3 separate regions of the Homo sapiens genome follow, and regions 2 and 3 are each linked to region 1. A link is a contact called in ENCODE Hi-C data. All regions are on one chromosome and are shown on one strand. Each heading gives the region's core, a stretch centred on a gene start or an enhancer-like site at or near the end of the contact. The rest is flanking DNA. Distances are from core to core; before and after follow the strand shown.

Region 1 (2,700 bases), core at 173-2,672:
CAGAAACCCTTTCACTGGCACATCTGAGATGCCCACGGAGTCTGCGGACCCCCCGTATTCTGGCAAGCCTGACTGGAATACTGGTAAAATGTACACCTCATTCATCCCTCGGCAATTAACCTCCCCATCAGCAACGTGTTGGTTTTATTCCCAACACACATAGGCAAAAAACTTCAATCAACTCTTCCTAATATTTAAGATAATTTCATTAATCACCACGTAAGTTCACCACTTTACTTGGCAACCACAACTCATTCAAACGCCTGCAGACCAACTTAGGCTTAGATGAGCAGATCTCTTAGGTGGTGCTTAAAATCGTGTTACTACCACCGTGATCATGAACTAAATGAAATGTCCTGACAATGTAGGAAGAGCCTCAAATCTCAGGCTGTTTTAAGTGCCACTAGGAAAAGAAATCTCCCATTGGACGCGCCCTCACTCCCCGCCCCCCCCCTGCCCCGCCACTCCCGCCGAGGCGTCCTAAAAGCATTATGTCATCCACTGCCCCCACATCTCTCCAGCTCCAAACCCCGCCTCCTCTCGAAGTGTCCCGCGCCCCCAGCCCTCTTCCCTCTCAGACTAGAAGAGGGAAGTGGCACTGAGCAAATCTCGGCTCCTCCAAGTTCTCTTCACAACGCAGTTAAAAGAACCCCCGCCCTGGTTTCTCGCAAATAAAAAGAAACAAGTTCTCGCCCCAACTCTTCGCATCCTGCGAAGGGCGAGAGGGCTGAGGCCGTGACTCCCCTCGGTGAATTCAGGACAGGCCCCAACAAGGCTCTGCCTCCCCTCGCGAGAGGACAAGGGAAGACCCAAGTGAGGGAGCGGGGCTGAAGTGGGGGAAGGCCTCGCCCCAGGAGGGGGCGGGTGTCCCTCATGGGCTCTGGGTTGCTGGGTCACTCTGTCTCTGCGGGGCCGGGGGTTCGTGTCGCCGGCCCGCAGGCTGCAGGGTTACCGCCATCCCCGCCGTAGCCTGGGACCCGCCGGGACAGGGAGCTGCAGCGGGCCCAAACTCACGGTCGGTGCAGCGGCTCCTCAGCCACAGCCGGGCCGGGTGGCGGCGGGGGCGGCGGCGGGGGCGGCTGCGGCTGAGGCAGCAGCGGCTGTGCCTGCGGCGGCGGCTGAGGAAGCTGAGGAGGCGGCGGCGGCGGCGGCGGCGGTGGCGGCTGTTGCTGCTGCTGCTGCTGCTGCTGCTGCTGCTGCTGCTGCTGCTGCTGCTGCTGCTGCTGGAAGGACTTGAGGGACTCGAAGGCCTTCATCAGCTTTTCCAGGGTCGCCATGGCGGTCTCCCGCCCGGCACGGCAGTCCCCGGAGGCCTCGGGCCGACTCGCGGCGCCGCTCAGCACCGGGGCAATGAATGGGGCTCTGGGCCGCAGGTAAAAGCAGAACCTGAGCGGCCGTCCATCTTGGACCCGTCCCGGCAGCCCCCACGGCGCCTTGCGTCCCAGACGCTGCGCCGGCGGAGGCGGGGCCGCGCCGGCGGAGGCGGGGCCACGCCGGCCAGCATGATTGACAGCCCTAGCCTGCGGACTCTGCCAATGGCTGGCCAGGGAACCAGCCCGCCCCTGCCCCCGCAGGTTCTGCCTCACACAGCAAGGCCGCTGACAGCGCAGCGCCCCACCCGGGCGAAGGCGCGGGGCTCAACGGAGAGGGGACGGGGCGTGGTGAGACTGTAATGGGGTGAGGCGAAGCTGTGTGTGAAGTGTCGCGGCGAGGCGGGACGAGGAAGGGACGGGGCGGGACTGCATGGTAAGGGAGGCGTGGCGATGCGGGGGGCGTGGCGATGCGGGGGGCGTGGTGAGGTAGGGGCGTGGCGAGGCCGGGGCGGGGCACAGCAGGGAGGCCGCCTGAGGGGCGGGGCGAGACGGGGGCGGGGCGGGGCGATGCTGGGGACGGGGACATTAGGCAGGCCGGCTGAGGGGCGGGGCGGCTGAGGGGCGGAGCGGGATAGGGGAGGGGACTGGCCGGTGAGGGGTGGGGAGGCTGGGGGCGGGGCAGGAAGGTGAGAGGTGGGGCGAGGGAGGGGTGGGGCGCGGAGGGGCAGGGCCATGGAGGGGCTCGCCCATGAAGGACGGGGCCATGGACGGGGCGGGGCCGTGGAGGGGGCGCCGAGCGCGGGCGCAGGCCCATGCGGAAAGGATCCCCCGCCGACGCCTGGAGCGGGGCGACAGCCGGCCGTGGACTCTGAGCCGAGGTGGCCTTGGGGTTTGCCCTCCCGCCACACTGGCCCGTGGCCAGAGCCATACTCACCCGGACAGCCCTGCGGGGAGCCAGCTGCGGGGCTCTCTGCACGGGGAGAGGGTGGGCGAGCTCCTGCGCAGAGCGCAGAGAATGCGCGTGGTCGGCACGACCTGAGGACCCCAAGTGTGACCCCCACCCCACCCCCAGTGAGCTGGAGAGGCCCCTGCAGGGCGGTGTCCACAGGCCTGGCGCCCCCCATCGGTCCCAGCGCAGCGCCCCGGAAGGGAGGAGAGGGTCTGGGGCAGGCCTGGGTGGTCAGCGCCTGCTGCCCACAGAGGCACTGTGATTAGTGCAGCGAGAAGCAGCTATGGCCACAAGATGCCGCCCACAGGAATGAGTCCCGACCTGGGGGCGTTTCTTTATGGGAGTGCACCCCTGCTCTGACCTTCCGGCAGGACCCCCAAGGGGCGTCATTCAGCAGCAGCTCAGCAGAGGTCTGTGGGGCACCCCCTCACGCCTGGG
Region 2 (2,760 bases), core at 1-2,500, 2.1 Mb after region 1:
CCTGGACTGCAGGTACGAGTATGAAAGTGTTTGCAAGACCAGGAGCATGTCCTGGGGAGCCAGGACTAAAGCCCACCTGGCCAGCAAGCACGCATGAGGGGAACCCCTCCAGCCAGCTAGGGGAGCCCCGGTGGGTGCTGTGGACAGCCCATGGGTGAGGGGGCCCTGGAAGGAAGGGGGCCTGGCGAGCGGGGCGGCAGGGGCGGGGCATGGCGCGTGCCAGGCGGGCACTGTGGCAGGGTTCAGGGCCGGGCGGGAAGGGGGCGGCGCTGGCGGAGGCCAGGCTGGCCGGGCTGGGCGCCAGAACTCACCTCGGGCGGCGGCGGCCGGCGGGAAGGCCCCCAGCAGCAGCGGCGGCAGCAGGAGCAGCAACAGGGGGCTCGGCGTCATCTCGGCCTGTCCGGACCTGGGGACATTGGGGGCGCCGTCACTAACACGTGGAACTGGGAGATACCGCCCTCCCCGGTCCCGGGCCGCGGGGATCAGGGGTCTGGCCGCCCTCCCCACAGGCCCTCCCCGCCCGCGCTCCAGGCGGAGGAAGCCGCAGCGGGGAGAAGCTGTGGGTATCAAAGGCAGACAAAGGGTTTACACTAATTACCGGGCTCCCCCGCCGCCCCCCCTCTCCAAACACCGTCTGGATTCCTGGCGCTTGTAACTCCGGCCCTGCCCGCAGGACACACAACACTCAGCGCCCCGCAGATAATCGCCTGCGCCATTAGCGGACAAATTTGCGCTGGGGGGGGCCCACGTGGGGCGCGGGGGCGGGGGCGGGGCAGGCCGGGGGCCCGCAGGAGCGGCGGCGGCGCGCATGACCCGTGCCCAGCTGGGGCCCCGAACCCGCCCCTCCCCGCCCCCGCCCCGGACCCCCGCCCTCCCCCGTGTGCCCACCTGGGGTCGCGGCCGCGCGCGCGGGGGGCTCACCTCGGCGGGGGGCTCAGCGGGCGGGCGGCGGGGTCAGGGCCGGGCCCGCGGCGTGCGCTCCGCGGTCATCGCCGCCCCGGGCGCCGCATCCCGCCGCCCCGCGCCCCCGGGCCCGGTCTCGGGGCGGGGCGGCGCTACCTGGGCGCGGGCGGCTCGGGCCGGGTCGGGGTCCGGGCTCGGGCGCTCGGGGCGCGGGGTCCCGGACCGGGCAGGCGGCGGGGGCGAGTCCGCGGGGCCGGGGGCCGGGGCCGGGATCCCGGGGCGGCGGGGCGAGGGGCCCGGGGCGCCGCGCCGCGAGGCGTCCTTCCCTGCGGGGCTTTGTCAACTCTCCCGGAGCGAGCGCCGAGCCCGGACCCCCGACCCGCCCCCGGCACAACTTCCGGCCAATCCGCGCGCGTCAGCCCTCCCCCGTGCCCCGCCCCGCCGCCAAACTTTTCCCCAATCCGCGCGCGCACACCGCCCCCGCCCCGCCGGGCTCCCGGCCTTAACCCTCGCGGTGCGGACGTCCCCGCGGGCGGGCGGCTTCCCCGGGTCCGGCCCCGCCCCCGCCCCCGCCCCGCCCCAACCCGAGCCTCGCCGCGCCCCCGGCCCCGCCCGCGCGCCCTTGGTCCCCGCAGGCTCCTAGGACCGGCCAGGAGCCGCCGCGCCCTCCCCATACCTGCGCCCGCGCGCGCCCGGGTCGGGTCCTCAACTCTCGAGACACCTCCGCGACCCCCAGAGCAGGCTCCGGCCCTGCCCGCGGCAGTCTGACCTCTGCGCAGCCCCGGGCCGGGCCCAGACCGCTCTCTGGTTGCTCAGAAGGGGGCGGACTGGACGGCCGCGGGAGCTTCGAGGCTTCCAGGTCTGCGCCCCGGGGGGTCTTCGGGAGCAGAAGGGAGAAGCAGGGCCTCGCCCAGCCGGAGCTGCTGGGGACGGGGTAGGGGGGGACGGCCGCGGCGATGCAGGCAGGGGTCCTCCCCGGGGCGTTCGGGTTACCTGGTGCCTTTGGCCAAAGGTATGTTCCCACCTGAGGCCTCCCAGCCTCTCACCTGCTAGTGACGGGAATGACAAGAACATTAATCATCGTAATAGACGTCAACATGCGATTCAATCTCCGCTACCGGGCAGGCGGCCCCAGGAGCAGATGAAGAAACGGAGGCGTGGAGAAGACAGCGCCCAGCTCTTCGCGGCTCTTCCTCCACACGCCTCGCCTGCCGTCCCTGCCCAGGGCCCAGCACGCAGGGCTCCCAGGCCGCACCTCCAGCCGCCCCATGGCCTCCCCTCATCCTGCCTCCCAGTCTTGCAACACAAACCTCACGGCCTGCCCACATCCCGCCTCACACCCTCGACTCCGCGGAGTCACCATCCCAGCACCTCCTCCATCCCCCAGAGCAGCCTCTCTTTCTGGGGCCTGAAGCCCCCTCTTCCAGGAAGTCCTCCCAGGAAAGGCTGAAACTGGAGAGGCCTGGCAGCCGGTGTCCCCAGGCCGAGGAGAGCTAGGCGGGGCGTGGGGGGCGCCAGCTGTCAGGGTGTGGGACTCCTCAAGGCCCGAACTACCCGGCCGTCCCAAGGTGCTGGTTCCCAGCCCAGCGTCCTCCACCCCAAATCCCGCGTCTGGGCCAGCGTGGGCGTCGCGAGGGCGGATGGAGGTGCGCTCGGACGGCCCATCCTGCCCCCGCTGGCGCAGCCGCCGCTGTGCACCCGGGGAAGGGTCCAGGGACCGCCGCGTGGTCCTCCCGGCGGGAGAACGTCCTGCGCCGCCGCCGCGGCCCTGTCCCACAAGGAGCCAGCAGCGCCGGGGCCCACCTGCCGCCCTCCCGGCCGGAGCTGCAGTCACGGACAGGTGGGTGGGGCGGTCTC
Region 3 (2,758 bases), core at 180-2,679, 2.3 Mb after region 1:
GAAACTCAGTGTCTTTGCACCCACCCCTGTGTCCGTGGCTGCTGCCAGCTGCCCCTCAACAGGGCACCCCAACATCCAGCCACTGCTCAGCCTCCATCCTCCCCCAGCCTCCCATTTCCCATCCACAGCCTGGTCTGGACCCCCTTGCAAGCCTAAGCAGCGACTTGGACGTGCCAGGTCACGACCCAGGCAGCTTTCCCTTGGAGTCTTTTTTTTTTGAGACAGAGTCTCTCTCTGTCCCCCAGGATGGAGTGCAGTGGTGCGATCTCGGCTCACTGCAAGCTCCGCTCCCAAGTTCACACCATTCTCCTGCCTCAGCCTCCCGAGTAGCTGGGACTACAGGCACCCGCCACCACGCCCGGCTAATTTTTTGTATTTTTAGTAGAGACGGGGTTTCACCGTGTTAGCCAGGATGGTCTGGATCTCCTGACCTGGTGATCCGCCCGCCTCGGCCTTCCGAAGTGCTGGGATTTCAGGCGTGAGCCACCGCACCCGGCTCCCTTGGAGTCTAGACGAGCCCTTCCTACAGCAATGAATGCTGGGTCAGACCTGAGCTTCTCCGGGATCCAGCTCTCATCTCAGGTGACGGGGTCTGAGGCCTCCTGGGAATGGCACTCCTCCCCAGATGTTTACTGAGCCCCTGTGATATGCGCTGCTCTGTTCTAGGGGCTGGGAATACTAGTCCCTCCCTCCTGGAACTGGTTTTCCTAGTGATGGAGGACAGATGATAAACATGGAAGTGGCGGTGTTTGCCCTGGAGGAAAATCAAGCAGGACAGGGAGCAGAGAGCAATGGTTAGGGTTACTATTTCATGAGTGGTCAGGGGGCCTCTCTGTCAGAGTGACGTGCACAGACCCGGAGGGAGGCGCGTGTCCCGTGGGAGAGCATTCTGGGCAGAGAACAGCCATTCGAGAGCCAGGAGGCAGCGCTGCCTGGGTGCCACCAGCGTGGCCCTGGCCCCATGCACTGGCTGGGCACCACCCTGCCCCCGGAGTCTCCTCCTTCTGAACGTTTGACTGTATCTTGAACACAGCGGGGCCGGCTTTCAAGCTCCAGACACGGCCTCCTCCCCAGGCCAGGAAGCCCTGTCAGGCAGCAGATCCGGCCCCCTCAGCAGATCGGCCCCTCCAGAAGACCCGCCCCTCACAGCAGATCCGGCCTTCCCAGCAGACCCGCCCCCCGAGTAGATCCGCCCCTCCAGGATATCCATCTCCCCAGCAGATCCGTCCTCTCCAGCAGAACCGCCCCCAGCGGAGCCGCTCGGGCGGGGCCTCCGGGCCTGGGGAAGGGAGCGGGGACCGGGCCGTGGAAGGACCGCGCCCGCCCCTGGCCAGCCTGAGCCAATCAGCGCATGCTAGGTGGGCCGACATGATTGGCTCCTAGAGGCTCACGTGTGGAGGCCTGACCAATCAGAGCCCGAGAGACGCCATTGCAAGCCTCTGCAGAGGCGCTGGAGCTGGGTCAGTCCGCCGCTCACCCCGCGGCCGCACCTTCCCGCCTTCTCAGGTAACTAAGTGCGGGTCTCGGGCCTGGCAGAAGCTTCTTCGGCCCCGTGCCCTCGCCTGGCCCCGCCCCGTCGGTTGTGTGCTTGTCTCGTCCTGCCCCCAGGCCCTGCCGGTCCCCACCGTTAGGCCGGCGTCCCTGCCCGGCCCCGCTGCGGGCTGGCGCCAGCTCAGGAGGACGCCCCGAAGCCGAGGCCTCGGAAGCAGGTTTTTCCCAGACCTTCTCCTGTCCCGCGTTCCCCCTAGGCCGGCCGTAGGGACCAGACCCCACCCTAAGCCCATAGCCGGCCTTCGCGCTCCGGGTGACCCTGGCTGGCCCTGTTTGTCTGTGGGTCCTGGGATGCGCCACTCCCGGCAGGAAGGGGCGCCGCCGAGGCCCGGTCTCAGCCTGGAACCCCGCTCCTGCCGTCGGGGCGCTTTCTGCGGCTGCCCACACACGACCCCAGGCAAGGGGTGGGGGCGCGGGACCCTCCATGACATGGCGGCGGGGCGCTCTCACTTCTTTGAAACCAGCGTAAACTGGACCCGCCCCACCTCCCATACCTTGGGGGAGCCCCGGGAAAGGCTGTGGCCTGGGGGTCTGCAGGGCGTTGGCAGTGGAGGTGGGGAGAGACCCCAGCCCTTTCCTGTCCCCCCCACCAGCCTTGCCTTCCTCGCCGTGAGCCGGGGACAGTGGAGGGGAGTCAGGGAGGGCCCACCAGATGGACTTTCTTGTGACTCATCCTATAAAGCCCCTCGGGCTTAGCCACCCTCCCCAGGACCCGTGTGGTCTCCCGGACTGTGCTGGAAGCTTAGAGCCAGAATGACTTTTCCACCCTCGGGCTGGCTGGCTCAGTGGGCAGCAGGGACAGGGGGCTGTGAAGAGAAAACTCACTCGCCAGGGTCAGGGGCCGCTTGCTCACTGAGGAAAGCAGAGGGGTTCCTGCCGCTTGCCTCAGGAACAAAGCTAGTTGGTGAGGCACTGCCTTGCAGTTGTAGGAGAGGAATAATGGCCCCCGTGGGTGCTTGGTTGGAACGATTAAAGGAGAATAACAGTTTAGCACGATTATTTCACACAGTTGTTCAAAGAGATGGCTTTGAATTCCAGCTTACATGGCGTCTTCAACAAAAAGTAATTGTTTAGAGAAGTGACAAGATGAAGGAGGACTCTGAGTCCTAGTCTCCCTCCTCGAGTCCCTGTGTGAGCAGAGGTAAACAATGAAAACTCACCAACCAGGAGAAATTCACCTAGGACTGGCGCAGAAGGTATACACCAT

Evidence for each region. A loop is a pair of places that touch in the nucleus more often than their neighbours do. Pooled maps may share reads with other maps.
Region 2: a map of CD4-positive, alpha-beta T cell shows a loop between it and region 1 (18-fold over the local background). The contact joins the promoter of FGFRL1 here to the promoter of HTT in region 1. A Hi-C loop is called at or near these places in 2 of 168 maps with a recorded cell type or tissue (CD4-positive, alpha-beta T cell and naive thymus-derived CD4-positive, alpha-beta T cell), 3 of 37 single-sample maps with no recorded cell type and 6 of 50 pooled maps.
Region 3: a map of CD8-positive, alpha-beta T cell shows a loop between it and region 1 (6-fold over the local background). The contact joins the promoter of PCGF3-AS1 here to the promoter of HTT in region 1. A Hi-C loop is called at or near these places in 1 of 168 maps with a recorded cell type or tissue (CD8-positive, alpha-beta T cell), 1 of 37 single-sample maps with no recorded cell type and 9 of 50 pooled maps.

Annotation. Positions count from the first base shown.
Region 1 is chr4:3,073,403-3,076,102 of GRCh38, reverse strand. HTT (huntingtin) reads right to left here and starts at 1,422. Exons shown (of 67, transcript NM_001388492.1): 1 at 1,015-1,422. The coding sequence starts at 1,277. It also overlaps HTT-AS. RefSeq lists enhancers at 527-576, 587-816 and silencers at 977-1,046, 1,157-1,596, 1,747-2,366.
Region 2 is chr4:1,010,116-1,012,875 of GRCh38, reverse strand. FGFRL1 (fibroblast growth factor receptor like 1) reads right to left here and starts at 1,250. Exons shown (of 7, transcript NM_001004356.3): 1 at 922-1,250; 2 at 312-406. The coding sequence starts at 390. RefSeq lists silencers at 509-578, 1,258-1,777, 2,608-2,677 and an enhancer at 2,295-2,760.
Region 3 is chr4:780,520-783,277 of GRCh38, reverse strand. PCGF3-AS1 (PCGF3 antisense RNA 1) reads left to right here and starts at 1,429. Exons shown (of 3, transcript NR_171661.1): 1 at 1,429-1,506. It overlaps LOC124900163 (chloride intracellular channel protein 6-like), which reads left to right and starts at 1,430. Exons shown (of 2, transcript XM_047416474.1): 1 at 1,430-1,506. RefSeq lists enhancers at 162-879, 880-1,596, 1,597-2,314 and silencers at 1,141-1,490, 1,591-1,670.